Regions from separate parts of the Homo sapiens genome. Here region 1 is linked to region 2. Evidence: chromatin contacts called from ENCODE Hi-C data. All regions are on one chromosome and are shown on one strand. Each heading gives the region's core, a stretch centred on a gene start or an enhancer-like site at or near the end of the contact. The rest is flanking DNA. Distances are from core to core; before and after follow the strand shown.

Region 1 (7,139 bases), core at 109-2,608, 4.1 Mb after region 2:
ACACACACACACGCACACACACACACCTCCACCCCCTGCGGACCTCAGACAGCCCTTTCCTCCCAGGACCAGAGGGAGGGTTTGAATTTTTCAATCCCCATTTGTCTGCTGCTTTTCCTGGAGAGGTGTGAGTGAGTGTGTGTGTGTGTGTGAGAGAGAGAGGAAGAGAGTGTGTGTGTTTGTGTGTGGCGGGGGCGATCCCAAAGAGTTAGAGGAGGGAAGAGAAAGTGGGAGGAGAGAGTCTGAAATGCACCTTGGAAATCTGCTCCAGAGCGAAGGCGGCGTCGCAGTAGCTGGGCCGGTGCAGATAGTCCCGGTCCGGCGCGGCAGCACGGCGCAGCCCCCCCGTCCGTCTGCGCCTCCCGCCTCCAGCCGGCCGTCCCGGGGCACCGATACAGCCGCTGCCGCCGCCGCCGCGGTCCTGGGGCTCGGCGGCGTTACCAGCCGAGGCCATGTTGCCGCCGCCGCCGCCGCCGCCGCGGGGACGGAGGCTTCCCGGGCGGCCCGGCGCGCTGCTGCCGCTGCTGCGGGCTCCTGGCGCGCCTGGGCGCTCGGCTTGCGAGGACGCTGCTGGCCGCAGGCTGCTCGGGCTCGGGCTCCGGTTGACAGACCAGCCGCTGCTGCTGCTCACACGGCGGGCGCTGCTGCCGCTGCGGCCGCGGCCGCTGCCGGGGAGTCAGACCCTGCGCCTTCCATTGCCACATTGCGCGGGGGTCCCGAGGTCTCTGCGGCCGCCGCTGCCCACATCCAGTTCGCGGAAGAGCGAGAGCCGGCGCGCCGAGCGAGCCTGTCCTTCGGGCGCTTCCGCGGCACTCCTTGCGGTCCCCAACTCCCCCTACCCGCCCCCCGCCCCGCGCCGCGACCCCTTCACTGCAGAAAGAGCCAGCGAATCCCCGCTGCTCCCGCCGGCCGCGCTGGCTCTCTCGGCGCCTCCCGGGTCGCCCGAGCGGCCGCGGAGGGCAAGCGCAGAGCCGCCGCCGCCGCGGGGTCCGAGGGTGCCCGGCGGGTCTCAGCGCTGCCGGGCCCGGGCAGCCGCAGCTGCCGCTGCTCCCGCGGTGGCTGCTGCTGGCGGTGGCGGCTCCAGGAGCTGCTGCTCGGGCTGCTCGGGCTCTGGCTGCTGGGTTCGCGGTGGCTGCTCGGTCCCGGACTCTGCTTTCTTGTGCTCCTCGGCAACCCGCTGGACCATTCTGTCCCCGTGCAGCGCGCCTCTCTCGCTCCCGGGACCTGGGGACTCCGCTCTGTGTGTGTGCAGCGGGCAGCGGCCGCAGCAGCTCCTTGATTCAATAGATGAGATGGAAGAAGAAAAAAAAGAACTCTCTCCATTTGGAGAAAGAAGAGGAGGAGGGGAGGGGAGGGGGTGGAGGGGGAGAGAGCGAGCGAAAGAGAAAAAGGCTGGAGCTCCCGCCCCCGGGGCTGTCAGATGGCTTGGGTTTCTGCGACGCGATTGGCTCGCGGAGGGCAGAAATTACTCAGCAAACATGACTATTATTAGCTGCTTAGCAACAGCTCACCAAAGTAGAGAGACCACCCAGGTAGGCAACCCAGTGTGTGCATCCTCGGCTTCGGGGCAGCCTCTGAGAGCGCCAACCTTCTCGCATGCAATACTTCCATTAAGGAATGCTCCCCCTCCTTTCTCTCTTATTCCTTTTCTTTTCAACAGTGTCTTCTTTTTGTGGGATGCCTTTGCGCGCACACACGCGCGCGCACGCACACACACGAACATTTGCCTCGCGGTAGACACGGGGGGAAATGTAATATTTTTTTAAGCGCTTAAACAATTTCTGAAATTCCTCAAAGAAAAGCCTTTCAGAGGCACCTTGGCCTCAAGCTGCAGCAAATACTGGGAGGTCCGGCTCGCATTCCCAGGCCTGCACCAATAATGACAGCGTGCTGGATAGTGCGCCAGTGTGTGCCAGATTTTTTTTTCCTCTTCTCTTTTCTTTTATAACTAAAGGGAAGACTTAGGCTCTTGCAGGGAACAACGCCTCGCATTAAGATAAACAGAATGGAAAGTTAAAGAGGAAAGCAAGGACGTTGGGAAAAGCCATCTTTCTTAAAATCCGTCTGCCCCCCAGCCGCTTTCTCCCCCCAACTTAAAAAAAAAAAAAACACAGTCTTGGTTTGAAGGAGTCAGTGTTCTATAAACGTGGAATCCAGACACCGAAGCAGTCTTGTAGAGGCAGAGGCGTTTTTATTTGAATCTCGAATGTGACATAAGTAAAAGAGAAACAACAGAATCTTTTTTTACAACTTAGAGAAACGGAATTGTTTCCTTGAGAGAGTAAAGTTTTCCTGATTATTTTGGGTTCATTTGTACACCCCTTTTTATTAACCAGATGTTTATATAGTCAGTATTTTTTTTTACAAAACTCGGTATGCATGTTATATTTAATAATAGTATGACGTAGGAGATTATAAATGCCCCGATGCTGGATTCATTGAAAACAAACTGTGCGCGGATCGCGAGGATTCGTCCCGACACCGCGTCCAGTGTCACCAAGGCATCCCGGGGATTCGCTTCCCGCGGAGGGGGAAAACACGCGACCCTTTGAGGTGGATTCTGGAGCCAGACACGTCTACACAACTAGGCTTTTTATTTAAAAAAATTTTTGTTTTCGGAAAGTGGAATGTGTTTTTCTTACGTTTCCAAGTTATTACGTTCCTCCCTGCGGTAGGAACCCGACCCGCAAACCCTTGATTTGCTTCACTTTATTTTTTTTTTTAAACGGGGTTGAACTGCAGAGGGACTGGCAGTAGCGAGAAGTCTAGTGAAGTCGTGAAATGGGGCGGTGTGGCTTTAAGATGCGCACGGTGTATGTTCATTGAAAAAAAAAGAAGAAAGAAAGGAAAGGAAAGAAAGAAACCCAGATGGAGGGAAAGGGGGAGGAGCAGGGAGAAGGCGGAGCTCCGGTGGCCACGTGACCCCGCGCCAGGAGGCCCGGTGCGCGCGCGCGCCCGGCTCCCGGACTCCCCGCGCCCGCGCGGCCGGGGCAGAGTAGGTAGGGAGGCGGATGCGCCGGGCCGGCTCCGGGCCTCCAGCGCGGTCTCCCGAGAGCCCAGGCGAGGCGCGCGCCCAGCCGGCGCGGACGGACGTGCCGGACGCGCCGTAGTACATTCCTGAAGGCGGACCGGCCCCCTTACGCTGCCCAATGCCCGCGCCGCCTCCCCGCGACCGGCCAATGGTCGCGCTCACGAGTCCCTGCCCATTCAGCGGCCCCGCGCTGGCTGCCCGGGCGCGCTGGGGGCTGCGGCGGGGCGCGCCGGCCACCGGGGCGGTCCACGCGGCTCCCGCAGGGGGCCCGTCCGCCGGCTCTCCCCGCCCCCTTCCTTCCTCCCCGGCGGTTTCCCCTCCCCGCTTCCTTCCTTCGGCCTGCGCCTTCTCCTTCCTCCCTCGCCCCGCTCCCTCCCTCAATCTCCCCTCCCCCACCAGCCTGGCCACCTTCCCTCCAGCCTCTCCTCCTCCCCGGCTTCAGGGGGAGGCCCTTCCCCCGACCCCCTAACCCGCAAACCGTATGCGGTGCCGGGGTCAGGGCGGGATGTCCCGAGGAAGAGAGGGAGACGGGGTGGAGGTGTTTGGGGGCGTTCGCGGGATCCGGAGGGGGACCTGAGCACCGGGCCAGCGCGGAAATTCAAAACTCAGACCGCTTAAGGAGCACGTGATTTTGTGAGTGCCTCAGGGAAGGGCTGCGGAAACTCGGAAAGCAGGCGGGCAGCATGCGAGGAAAATGACACTGAGTTGATAAAGAGCTCAGACGGCTCCACACATTGCCAGTTTCATCTTTGAGTACGATCCTGATGTTTATTAGGTTTGATAAATAGCACAAAACAGGAAAAGAGGTTTACTATTCTAGCTTTTCTTACTGAATGGTTATGCCGACACTTCAAGTCGAACCATTGTGTGTTTGCTTCTGGAAATTGCTTTTTAAAAACTGGGGGAGGGGGGTAGTACCCCTAGTTTTGCATGTTAGCCTTTTTATATTTCAAGCTTGCTGGAGGGCAAGGAACCATATAGCCAAAGACACGTTGCTATGTTTGTCTTTTCAAACTTCTCCACCACGTTTTGGCCCAAAACTATTAGTGTTTCGTCTCAATCTTTTACTAGAGGGATTTCAGTATAGCTTGTTTGGAAGAAGGAATTCTGGAAGGAAATGGTAAGCTGTGTGCCCGTAATGGATCCGCCTCACTCTCCGCACGCGGCTGCATGTCCTCTGGTTCCGGCGGCTGCCACATGCACGTCATTTCAGTGGCAAAGCCTCTTCCACTCAGGCCCATATCCCTTAGTTTGACTTAATTCCTAAACGTTTTGAACATTGATCCCCGGAGCTTTCAGTGCCCTGAGCCCCCTCGCCCGCTGTTTGATGGGTTAACTTTTCAGCATCTCAGACAATGGTCCCGGCCTGTAAATTCTACCCGTGGGTTCCAGGACGCACTCCGGAGCCTCGGCTCTAACGAGCGCTATCTTAATCTCCCCACCCCCCACCCGCCGCTTCCCCTGTGGTCTGCTTTTTTCATACTTAGAGATGAATTACTTTGAGGATCTAATTGGCCTTGTTTCTGTAACGTTTTAAGAAAGGGAAGAGGAGCCAGTGTAAAAGCCTGCTCGACTTGGGTGGTCAGGGCTGAGGCTGCCCCCAATTTGCCTCATTGCTGATGCATGCGAGTGCGACATTCCCAGCGATAATGTTGTTCCTAATCAATCTGCCCTTATTTACATTTGTAAGCATTGTCGGCTTTAATATGCATGCCCTGTGCAGGGGACTGCTGTGCCACACCGGGTTTGTTAACTTCAACTAACCACAAGGATTCCACAGATCTGAGATGCAGACTGGGGCAGCCAGACCTGCTAAGGTGTCCTCCGGGAAGACAGTCCCTTTAAATGGCCCTTCTGCCTCTGGCACCCCTTGTGACAGTTACCAAATAAAAATAAGTGAGAACTTGGGGCCTTATCAGCCAGCAGGAGTTGCCAGCCTTTATGAAGCAACAGCTGAGTGTTCCATTTCCCCTTTCCAAGTAAAGTTCATCTCAATGCATAAATTGTCATTTTGGTCTCCCAGTCATGATCCAAGACTTCTCATTGGAGTGTGTAGTTTTCAAAGCAGATGCCTTAAGCTCTCCGGATTCCCTCACATCTCCTCCCTTCTCTGTTCCAATACTACAAATATCCATGGCCACACCACACACATTTCAAAAATGACATCAGATTATCCAAATGATGACAATGAAATAAAACATCTGCCCTTTGTGTTGGGATGTTCCAATGGTAAGCAATTGTGGAAGCCAGACTTGGTGGAGTTATGAAAAACCACAGTGAGATTTAACTTTTCACTGGTTTCTCAGATCAAACCAAATGAGTCTTTAAAATCCAATGTAATTTGGCAAGTTTTGCAGAGTATAAATGAATAAAGGGGTTAATGTATTCCAGTAATTTGACCCTGGGGCCATTTATAATTTTGTCTACTGAGTTTAATACTCTTCCAGAAATACAAGGAATTGCAAACATGATTTTAAGTCCTACAGTATTTTTGTTGAGAGGGTCGGATGGAGAGAGGAATTGGGGATTTGATGCAATATTCTTTTACTGCATGGGGAGCCCAGGATACAGGATGTGAGTGATGGTCAAGGCAGGGCTTCAGCAGTTCCAAGCAGGTACCTTGAATATGAGTTGAGTCGACTCAACTCAAGCCAATGTGCCACCATCCACCACATTTTCTTGGCTCCCTAAGAATGCCTTACTATTTTCTCATTGGCAGCTTTTGTATATTCTTAAAAGGTGATGGTAGAAAATGAGTCTAAAAGGTTTCAGGGAAGTCGGGGACGGGGTGGGGGGAGATTCAGCAGCTACAAAATTTAAAACTACTGGGCTTGACTCCCCTCCCCTACTCCCTTCCACCTTCTGTTTCCTCCCCTTATTTACCCCCTCCCCAGGCTGGAGGAAAGGGAACAGCTCTAGCCAACTTGTCAAAATAATGCTGCTAATTACCCCTGATCTCCTTTAATGGGAAGCTGCTCCTAACTCCACAAAGGAGTAAATGAGGGGTCTACAGCACAAACCCGGGAGCACTGGCATTTTTTGAGCTTACAGTGAGCTGGGGGTGGGGAAAGCGGCAGAGGGGAGTGTCCTGAGAAGGTCCCAGAAATCTCCACATTGATTACTCCAGGTCTAAATACTAGCTTGAAAGGGGAATTAGACTTTATGTATTGCCAAAAGCTATTGGTATTCTCTTGCTAAGCATGTCACCAACTGCTGAATGTTCAGAGCCTACTATGAACTTGAAAGAAAACAGAGCATTGACCCCTGCATTGATCCCTCTCTCTCCAAATATATTCTTACCCACATTGCTTTCCTCTCATGGATAGAGATGTATTCCTACAACACCCAGACTTTGAACATGTTTTGCATCCTTCCCTCTCCTCGCCTCTCCCTGTCTAATATATCTCTATCAAGCTTTGCGTTTGCTAGGAGGCACACCATTCATTTCAGTGATCTCTGCTATTGGGTCCTGCATGAAAAAGAAGCTGAGCAACATGATCCCTTTGACCCACTGCTGGAGCAACAAATTTATCAGAAATATAGGCATGAGAAATGAAAGGGAAGTAAAACAATTCCAGCTTATTGTGTGTCTTTCTTTCATACTGCTAATCCGGTTTACACATCACGCCTACACGTCTCAATAGGGCATTATACACTGTGGCAGAGGCTGGAGAAAATAAAAGGTGTGTGTGTGTGTGTGTGTGTGTGTGAGAGAGAGAGAGGAATGAGGATAAAAACGGGAGACATATTTTAATCCACATTGATTAACCTCATCAGTTTATCTATCTGTAGAAAGTTGAAGATAATTTTGTAAAACAGCCTTTTTCTTTTCAGAAAATAATTCCAAATGGTTCTAAGTTTTGTTCAAATAGCTTCAAAGATTATGACTACTTTATAACCAGAAATTAGATACACCACTCACAGTGAGTTTGAAATGAAGCTAATACCCCAAATTGAGAATGGCGGGGCCTATTGATGTCTACCTTGATTCAACATTTTAATTGAAACAGATCATGGACTCAAAGGCATTTTATAGCCTTGTGGAAGGAAGCTGGGTGACAACTGGAACACACATAAACTCACAATCGAAAGCCCCTTGTTTTACAAC
Region 2 (7,541 bases), core at 3,578-6,077:
AGTCCAACCTGGATAGAAATCAACTCAAATATAATTTAGAAAAATAACAGGATATCAAACAATGTATTAAACCCCGTGAAATACAGGCATACCTTACAAAAACAAGAAATGAATATTAAAGGCAATTTCAATTACATTGTTTCTGTTATATTTTGAATTGAATCCCAAGTGTGCTCTCATTCCTCAATACAAATTAAAAATAAACAACTTTAACAGCATCAATGGCATCTGGATTACAATGGAAATCATGAAGTATATGAGTTTAACCTGGGTAAAAATAAAGCCCAGGCAATATGACTGCACCTTTTCCATTCCATGCTGCAATCGCATTTACATCTCGAAATTGACTCTAATGACCAAGGCAAGGTCAACTAGAAAAATCCACTCAGCTGGTGAGTCAGGCACATTGCTCAACGTCCGAAAGGCCTCTCACAAAGGGTTTTAATTTTCAGGCTGTTGCATCACAGTGATGTTATAACTGCACTGCACAAAAATAAGTCTTTAACCCAGAAAAGGAAATTGTTTCAAAAACTACAGTGAGTGTGAGAATACACTTTGTTGAGGTGCAAATTTCCCCATCTGGTTTTCAGGCTCTGCGACCTGGGCTGCAAATTCATTTCTCTGAGTTTCCATTTCCTCATCTATGAAATGTGGATGATAACAGAGCCCCTCAACACTGTGCCTGGCACATGCAGAGTATGTGTTTAGTAAATACTAACTCTTTATCTCTTTTCTGAAGAATGATCAGTATCAAAAGGCAACGATGCCTATCAGTTCCAGGCTGTTTTTGCTGCTCGTGACTCTTACTGAAGCCCTGACCTATGTCGCAAGTGTAAGGGTAAACCAAATGAAAATTTGGTCAAAAGGGTCAAATATCAACAGTTTCACAGGACTGGCCTTAGTTTTCAGGCTACATATACCCCCTACAAGAGAGCTTATCTGTGGGGTCTCACCATCCACTGCTGATCTCAGACCACAAAGTTTTAGATAGAGAAATCATCCAAGCTACAGAAAATGAGTCACAGAATGTGTAAGGGAATTGGAAAAAGCTGAGCTATTAATATGGCAATTGTCACGTCATTCCTGCTACTATAATCGACTCATCTCTCTATTCCTTCAAGCAGCTCCCCAAAACATTAACCCAATGACTTGGGAAGTTTGAGGTTCTGCAATCCTGTCAGGAATTCCCCTCAAACTGAAATTAACATTGAACACGATGGCAAATTAAAAAATATATATATTATTAGAACAAAAAAAGTATCTCAAGAAAGATCTTACAGACTTAATTCCAACACGAATCCTTACTGTTACTGCGAAGAGATTTACAAAGAGAAAAATGAAGGTAAATACACACACACACACACACACACACACACACACACACACAGATTCTGGTTCCTGATCAATAACACAGGAAACATTTATTGAACTCCTCACAACCAACTAAGTCAACAGGTTTTATTCCCTCAGTTTACCCTGGAGAGTGATGGAAATCAGGACAGTGTTGGAAGATAACAAGCTGGGGCCTGGGACCCAGGGTTCTTGTGAGCCCAGGGCCTGCGCTCTTAGGATCTGTACCTCACCGAAACCTGTTCTCTAACTACTGCCTGTAACAGGAGGGAAACTGATTAGGGATAGCGGTGTAGGGTATGATGCCAAAGAAAGCAAGTTTTCGGTCAGTTTTCAACAAAGAGCAGATTGCGTTGATATGCTTCAGGAGAACATCTGTGATGTCTCCATGAATTACTGCATGGGTACAATCTTGGAAGTCTTTATGCGAGGATGAAAGTACTGTAGTTTTACAGTAGGACAGCAGCGTCTATGTGGGCGTTTAGATTTTATTTTGAACTCTGGAGATCAGTGTTCTCTCTCCTCTAGCCTTTGACCACATAAATTAAAGGTTAAAAAAAATCGGCTCAACTCAACTGGCCAAAGTCAAGCTGAGGCCTTCCTTTTAATCACTATCAATACTGGAGCGCCTCCACCCCCAATTTCTGTGGCCGGTGGACGTTTGGAGGTTTTTCTTAAGGTCTTTTTCACTTCAAGAATGGAGACGCGCTTGGTTCCGAAATACAATGAAGACTCTTGGAACAAAGGTGTCTGCAGGTTTCTGAACCTCACCGCAGAACAGGCGCGGAGTCAGGCCCCTGGATTTGCCCTGTTGGAAGGAGGGCCGCGGAGACGCAGGCGCTCCGGGTCGCCCGCGCTGCCCCTGTCTGCCCCGTGCGGGAGCCGGGGTCCCTGGCTCCCTGGCTCCCTGGCTCCCGCGGCCCGGGCGAACCCAGAGCGCACCCGTACGCCGGCCCCGGCCGGTCCCTAGCGCCCGGGCTCCACGGGCCGCGCCCCCACGCGGCGCCTCCCAGAGACCCTCCTCCCTCCGGGTGGGCGGCGCAGCGGGGCCTCGGCGCCGCGAGGACCCCCCGCGCCAGAACAAAGGAATGTGGGGAGGGGGCAGGGAGGAGCTCAGGCCACTGAGCAGCCCCAGTATAACTGCCGTTCGGAGGCGCTTCTCGGTCCCGACCCGAGGTCCCCGCCCGCCACTACCAGACCCGCCCCCAGCCCCGGATTCTCGCAGACCCCACCGGCCCGCAGGAGGGAGCGGCGCACTGGGGGCCGCACGGACTCGCCATTGGAGATCGCGATCGGAAGGTGGCGCCACGCGGCCCCTACAGGCCTGGGACTCCCACCCGAGCTCGCAAAGTAGGTCGGGGTCTGAAGCTGGGGGCCTAGAGCAACTAGCTTCTTGGAAAGCGACTGCAATTATTTGGGGTAATATACTCTGTTCCAGAGACGTCCACCCCCCACCTCCCACAAAAAAAAACCCTGCACTTAATTTAAATGTTACGTTATATATACATCCCATCATATACATATATTCACACATAATCACTATGTAACAGTCCAGGAAGAAATTTAATATTTGGGTAAATTACATATTCACACATCTTCACATAAGTAAAACCAGGGTATCCAGACAAAAAAACAATCTACTAACCTATATCTGTTTCCCATAGGTCATATCTGGTCTGGGGGTAAATAAATACTTCTGACCTCACTTACTGTTGTTATTTACAAAAGCCAAGAACAGAAGATGACACTTGGCCATTCCCTGCTGTTCTCAGAGAACAGCAGTTTCCTAAAGTGTCCTTTAAAAACATAAATGGGAGCCAGCATCCAGCAAATCACCGGGCGCTGCGAAATGCCTTCCTAAAAATACAATCTTATCAAAGGTCTCCGAAGGCGTGGAGTTAAAACTACAGCAAATGGCCTTGAACTTGTATTTGCACACAGCCCTGGAGAAAACACCAGAAATAGCACTGCGAGGCCACAATTGTTAAAATGTGATAGGGCTAAATTTAGAAGAACGTGCGTTTCATTTAGGGCAAAAGACACACATTCGGCAGCATGAGCAAACTCCATGCTTACCCGGTTGTCTACTTTCCTGTTTAAAATATCCTTAAGGAAAAAAAAAAAACTGTTATAGTGACATTCTTAAAGGCTGAGACTGTCCTACTTTCTTTGTAGCAAGATTATAAAATCACGTAATTAGCTCCCTCTCTCTATGCTCACTGCCAGCAAATTCGGCAGTTACATAATGCAACATTTCCAGGAAACTATTATGTGATTTGTCTTGTCGTGTCTGAAAAAGCAATGACAATAAGGTGAGAAAAAGGGCTGATCGAATGGAATGCATTAAAATTAGGAAGGTGGGGAGGTAAACGTCACAATGGTTCGTCCCAGATTTAAAAATAACAGCTGAGAACATTGAAAGGGCGAACCCCAGTAGTACCCAAGATCAGAATTCAATGCGAGCAATTCTTGCTTTTAGGTTTTGTAGTATCGTTTTAAAACCTGTTTATTTGGGACGTAATATAGACGTAAATAACGATCTAATATCCAACGCTGCGCCTCAATTACCAAATCATTGCACACATACGCGCATATTCCCACATCAGCCCGCAATTCTTGCCAACATTTCACCGTGGGCAGATTATGCAATGTATGAAAGGACAAATCCCACAACCTTCCCGAGGGCTTGTAAAACACGCTGACGACAAACAGGGTGGAAAACGTCTGTGCAGACACAGCCCCTGACACAAACAAACGCCGCGCAGGCATTCTCCGAATGCCGTCACCGTTCACGCTACCAACCCTTTTTCTCACCAAGCAAATTAAGACTATTCCCCATTCCTCAACCCCCCATTCCTCTCCCCCCTACGCCGCCAGCCCCAGAGAAGGAACGAGAAAGAAAGACACTAGAGAGGAAAGAGCATCTTCCCGCTCGGAGAGGGCTCAGCCTGCCTGGCGCTCTTCTTTACCAAAACATCAATTTTCCTGAAATCAGGAGACATTATGCAACAGCAGCGGGGGGAGAGCGCAAACCAGCCAGGACTACGTGCCGGCGCGAAGGCGCTGCAATCAAAGCAGCCACCTTAAGGTGGCGAGTCCCATCCTGACAAGGCAGCAAAAGTTTATGTAATGAATGCCCCGCGCGCACTCGCCGCCGCTGGCGAGCCCAGCTTACAGCCCGACCCCGCACACAGCGCGGCCCGCACCCCGCGCCCGCCCGCCCGCCCGCAGCGCGCCCTGGGAGCGGTCGCCGGGCCCCCGGCCGGCGGTGGGCGGAGCGCTTACCGTGTTCCTGCTCTCGGGCCGGCGAGGAGAAAGAAAGGGGCGGCCGGGAGTCGGGCCGCCGGCGCTCGGGGCTCGGGCCGGGCCGGGCCTCCGGGGCCGCGGCGGGAGGCGGGCGGCGGCGAGGGCGCGGCGCGGGAGGCGGGCGGGCGCGCCGGGTCCGCGGGCGCCGTGGCCGCGCGGAGAGATGTGTGTTAGTAGGTCAGTTCCGAGCGCCGCGCTACGTCGCCGCCCGCCAGCCCCGCGTGACTGGCGGCCGCGGCCCCAATCGCCGCGCCCGCACCCGCCCCCGGCCCGCCGCCAATGGCCGCGGCCGGCAGGGGCGGGCCGGGGCGGGCACTCCGCGGCCCCGCCCCGCCTCCCCGCCCTCAGCTCCCCCTCCGCGGCGGCGCCACTACCAGCTCGCGTCCCTCCCCGGCCAGGGCCACCGCCGTCCGAGCGCCCGCGAGGGCTGGCGCCCCATTCCCGGCGCAACGAGTGTTGCGCAACGGCCCACGCGGCCGACACGACCGGAGCGAGCCTGCGGAGGAGCCCGGGAGCCCCCCGTCCCACCGCCCCGTCCGCTCTTGGCTCCCTTCACCCTCCCGGTCGCCGCGGTGGCTCTGCGCTCCCCGCGACCCTCACTTGCTCGCAGAGGCGCTTTTTGTCTTCCTGAGAGCCGCAGCCTGCTGGGCTACCTGTTGCCGACTGAGCACTGCGGGTTGCGGCTACCCGGGCGTGGCCCGGACCTCGGCCTCCCCTTCCCCGCACACTCCCGAGAGGAGCCCTCTACCTTGGGGTGGGCAGGAGGGAAGGCGGGGGGTGGCGGCTGGCAAGCTGCCAACACTCGGGGCGCGCTGCGGCGGGGAAGGGGTTGGCGCGGCCGGGCAGCTGCGCAGGGCTGCGCGGCGGAGGCAGCGATTAAAATGTCCCGGCGCCTCTCCCGAGAGCCGCGACGGCCCGGAGCCGGGAGGGAAAGCTCCACGCACAAACACCGCCCCCTGCACAATTAGGGCGAAGATGACGGCTGCAAAGTTGTTGCGTAACACGACTGGGAAACGAGGCTCGCTGAGGTCCATCTACCCACCCCCGCCACGCGGGTGCGGCGTTCCTCGGAGGATGTGAAGGTCCGCGCTCGGGTGCCCCCGCTGGGACGCCCACTGTCGTTTGGTGCTGGGGCTTGAGACGACCGCGCGGGATCTCTTCCTGTGATTTTGAGCTGATAGCTGCTTAGTGTTATTTCTGCGTCTAACTGGATACGGTAGTCTTCTCTCCCAAATTCCCGGGCTACGGAAGAGACGTAAAAAAATGGAAAAAAGAGCACCTAGCCGCGACTTCTTAAGTCGTCGCGCTAGACTGTCAAGGCACGTGGCACACTCCCTGCGTTTACCGATACACGGATAGTGGTCAGTGCTGGCCTTGGCGAAGGGAGCCATGTTCCCGACAGTGACTCACAGGCTTGCCCAAATACGGAGTGTGGCAGGTGGGCAGGACCTCCACCAGCCAGCTCCCTCCTGGTCTCCTTGAACTACGTGGGGGCTGGGCCGAGTGCCTCCACGACTTTCCACTTCTTTTTGCTCCTTTCGTTTTTAAAAAGCAAAAACCAAAGTAAAGAGAAGAGCAGAGTGAACACCCAGGTACCATCCCTAGTGTCTGCCATGAGCAGCAGATCTATCTACTCGCCAAGATTGTCTTTTCTACCTTTCCCCTTCTTGCACAGTTAATATCATAATAACGCAAGTCATATTTAAAAAATTTTTATCACCTATCAGTTGAGTTTTTGGAAAGCCTTCCAGGGCAGCGTTGTGGTTTTGAACGCACTCTTGTTCGTGATTTATCTGGTAGTACAGCTCTGCTGACAAGGCTCTGAAAACTCAGACGTACAATATGGGCTTAGCGTGTTCCCCGACACCATCTTCCCGGTGCTGACTAATGCAAGAACCACATCCCCTCCACTACACATTTTCCAAACTTGACTACCTTCATGAGAACAAATCCTGATTTTAGTTTATAATTTCCACTTTTCTCATACATATATAATAATTCAAGATGTGGTCTTACTATGTTGTCCAGGTTGGCCTGGAACTCCTGGGCTCAAAGGATCCTCCGGCCACAGCCTCCCTGGTAGTGGAATTACAGGCGCATGCCACTGTGCCTGGCCACTTTTCTCAAATTTACTGATAGTTTCCTTTTTGCCCAAACCTTACAATGCTTATTTGTAGCTTTGAGAACCTCTCTTAGATGAAATCAAAATCATATCCATATTAGTTGCCTTTTTGGGGTCAGAAATGCAGCTATTGTCTAGAAATCCAGGGCTGTCCTGCATAATCTACCCTCCCCTTCACGTGTTCTGACCTTGTTCTGCATTTTGAATAATTTCATGGAATTTCAAAGCCGTTGTAGTAAATGTCTTTCTTTAAAGACAACTCGACCTTCAAGACAGGTAAAGAACGTGCCTGGAGCCACCCCAGGCAGTGATGCTGGAGGAGTTCTCTCAACCTGGAAACTTATTCTTTATGCTGAATTTTGAAATCGAATGCTCCTATATTTACTTGGAGTATTTTAGATTGTGTATGTATTATATCTGTGCATCATTCATTGTTACCATCTAACTTGGAAATCAGAGGAAGTGTGAAAGGTATCTGAGATACCAGCTTAGAAAACAACTCTTTAGCTCCTCCTGGTGATTAGGACACCACTAAACAACAGGATGAAGGATCTGTCCCCAGGGCCGAAGTGATGATGTATCTAATATTATATCCTAGAACATTCACAGAGTAGGTAAGTATTTGCAGATTAACTCGAGTAAATGGAGCATAAAAACCTAAGATATTTGAAACAAATTAACCAGGGTGGGGAGGCTTCTAGGAAGACATCAGCATGTGCCTGATGGTGGAGCTGGGCTGTAAGGTTCTCAGGAGGAGGAGGAA

The links. A loop is a pair of places that touch in the nucleus more often than their neighbours do. Pooled maps may share reads with other maps.
Region 1: a map of naive thymus-derived CD4-positive, alpha-beta T cell shows a loop between it and region 2 (13-fold over the local background). The contact joins the promoter of PTCH1 here to the promoter of NFIL3 in region 2. A Hi-C loop is called at or near these places in 1 of 168 maps with a recorded cell type or tissue (naive thymus-derived CD4-positive, alpha-beta T cell) and 9 of 50 pooled maps.

Annotation. Positions count from the first base shown.
Region 1 is chr9:95,507,908-95,515,046 of GRCh38, forward strand. It overlaps PTCH1 (patched 1), which reads right to left and starts at 1,359. Exons shown (of 24, transcript NM_000264.5): 1 at 254-1,359. The coding sequence starts at 454. RefSeq lists silencers at 295-614, 2,889-3,328, 3,549-3,598 and enhancers at 1,259-1,808, 2,762-3,525, 3,526-4,287, 4,153-5,125.
Region 2 is chr9:91,419,005-91,426,545 of GRCh38, forward strand. It overlaps NFIL3 (nuclear factor, interleukin 3 regulated), which reads right to left and starts at 4,828. Exons shown (of 2, transcript NM_005384.3): 1 at 4,636-4,828. It overlaps LOC105376146 (synapsin-1), which reads left to right and starts at 5,029. Exons shown (of 2, transcript NR_188612.1): 1 at 5,029-7,392. LOC124902209 (a long non-coding RNA gene) reads left to right here and starts at 2,618. Exons shown (of 2, transcript XR_007061661.1): 1 at 2,618-2,700; 2 at 3,015-3,055. RefSeq lists silencers at 4,766-5,165, 7,476-7,541.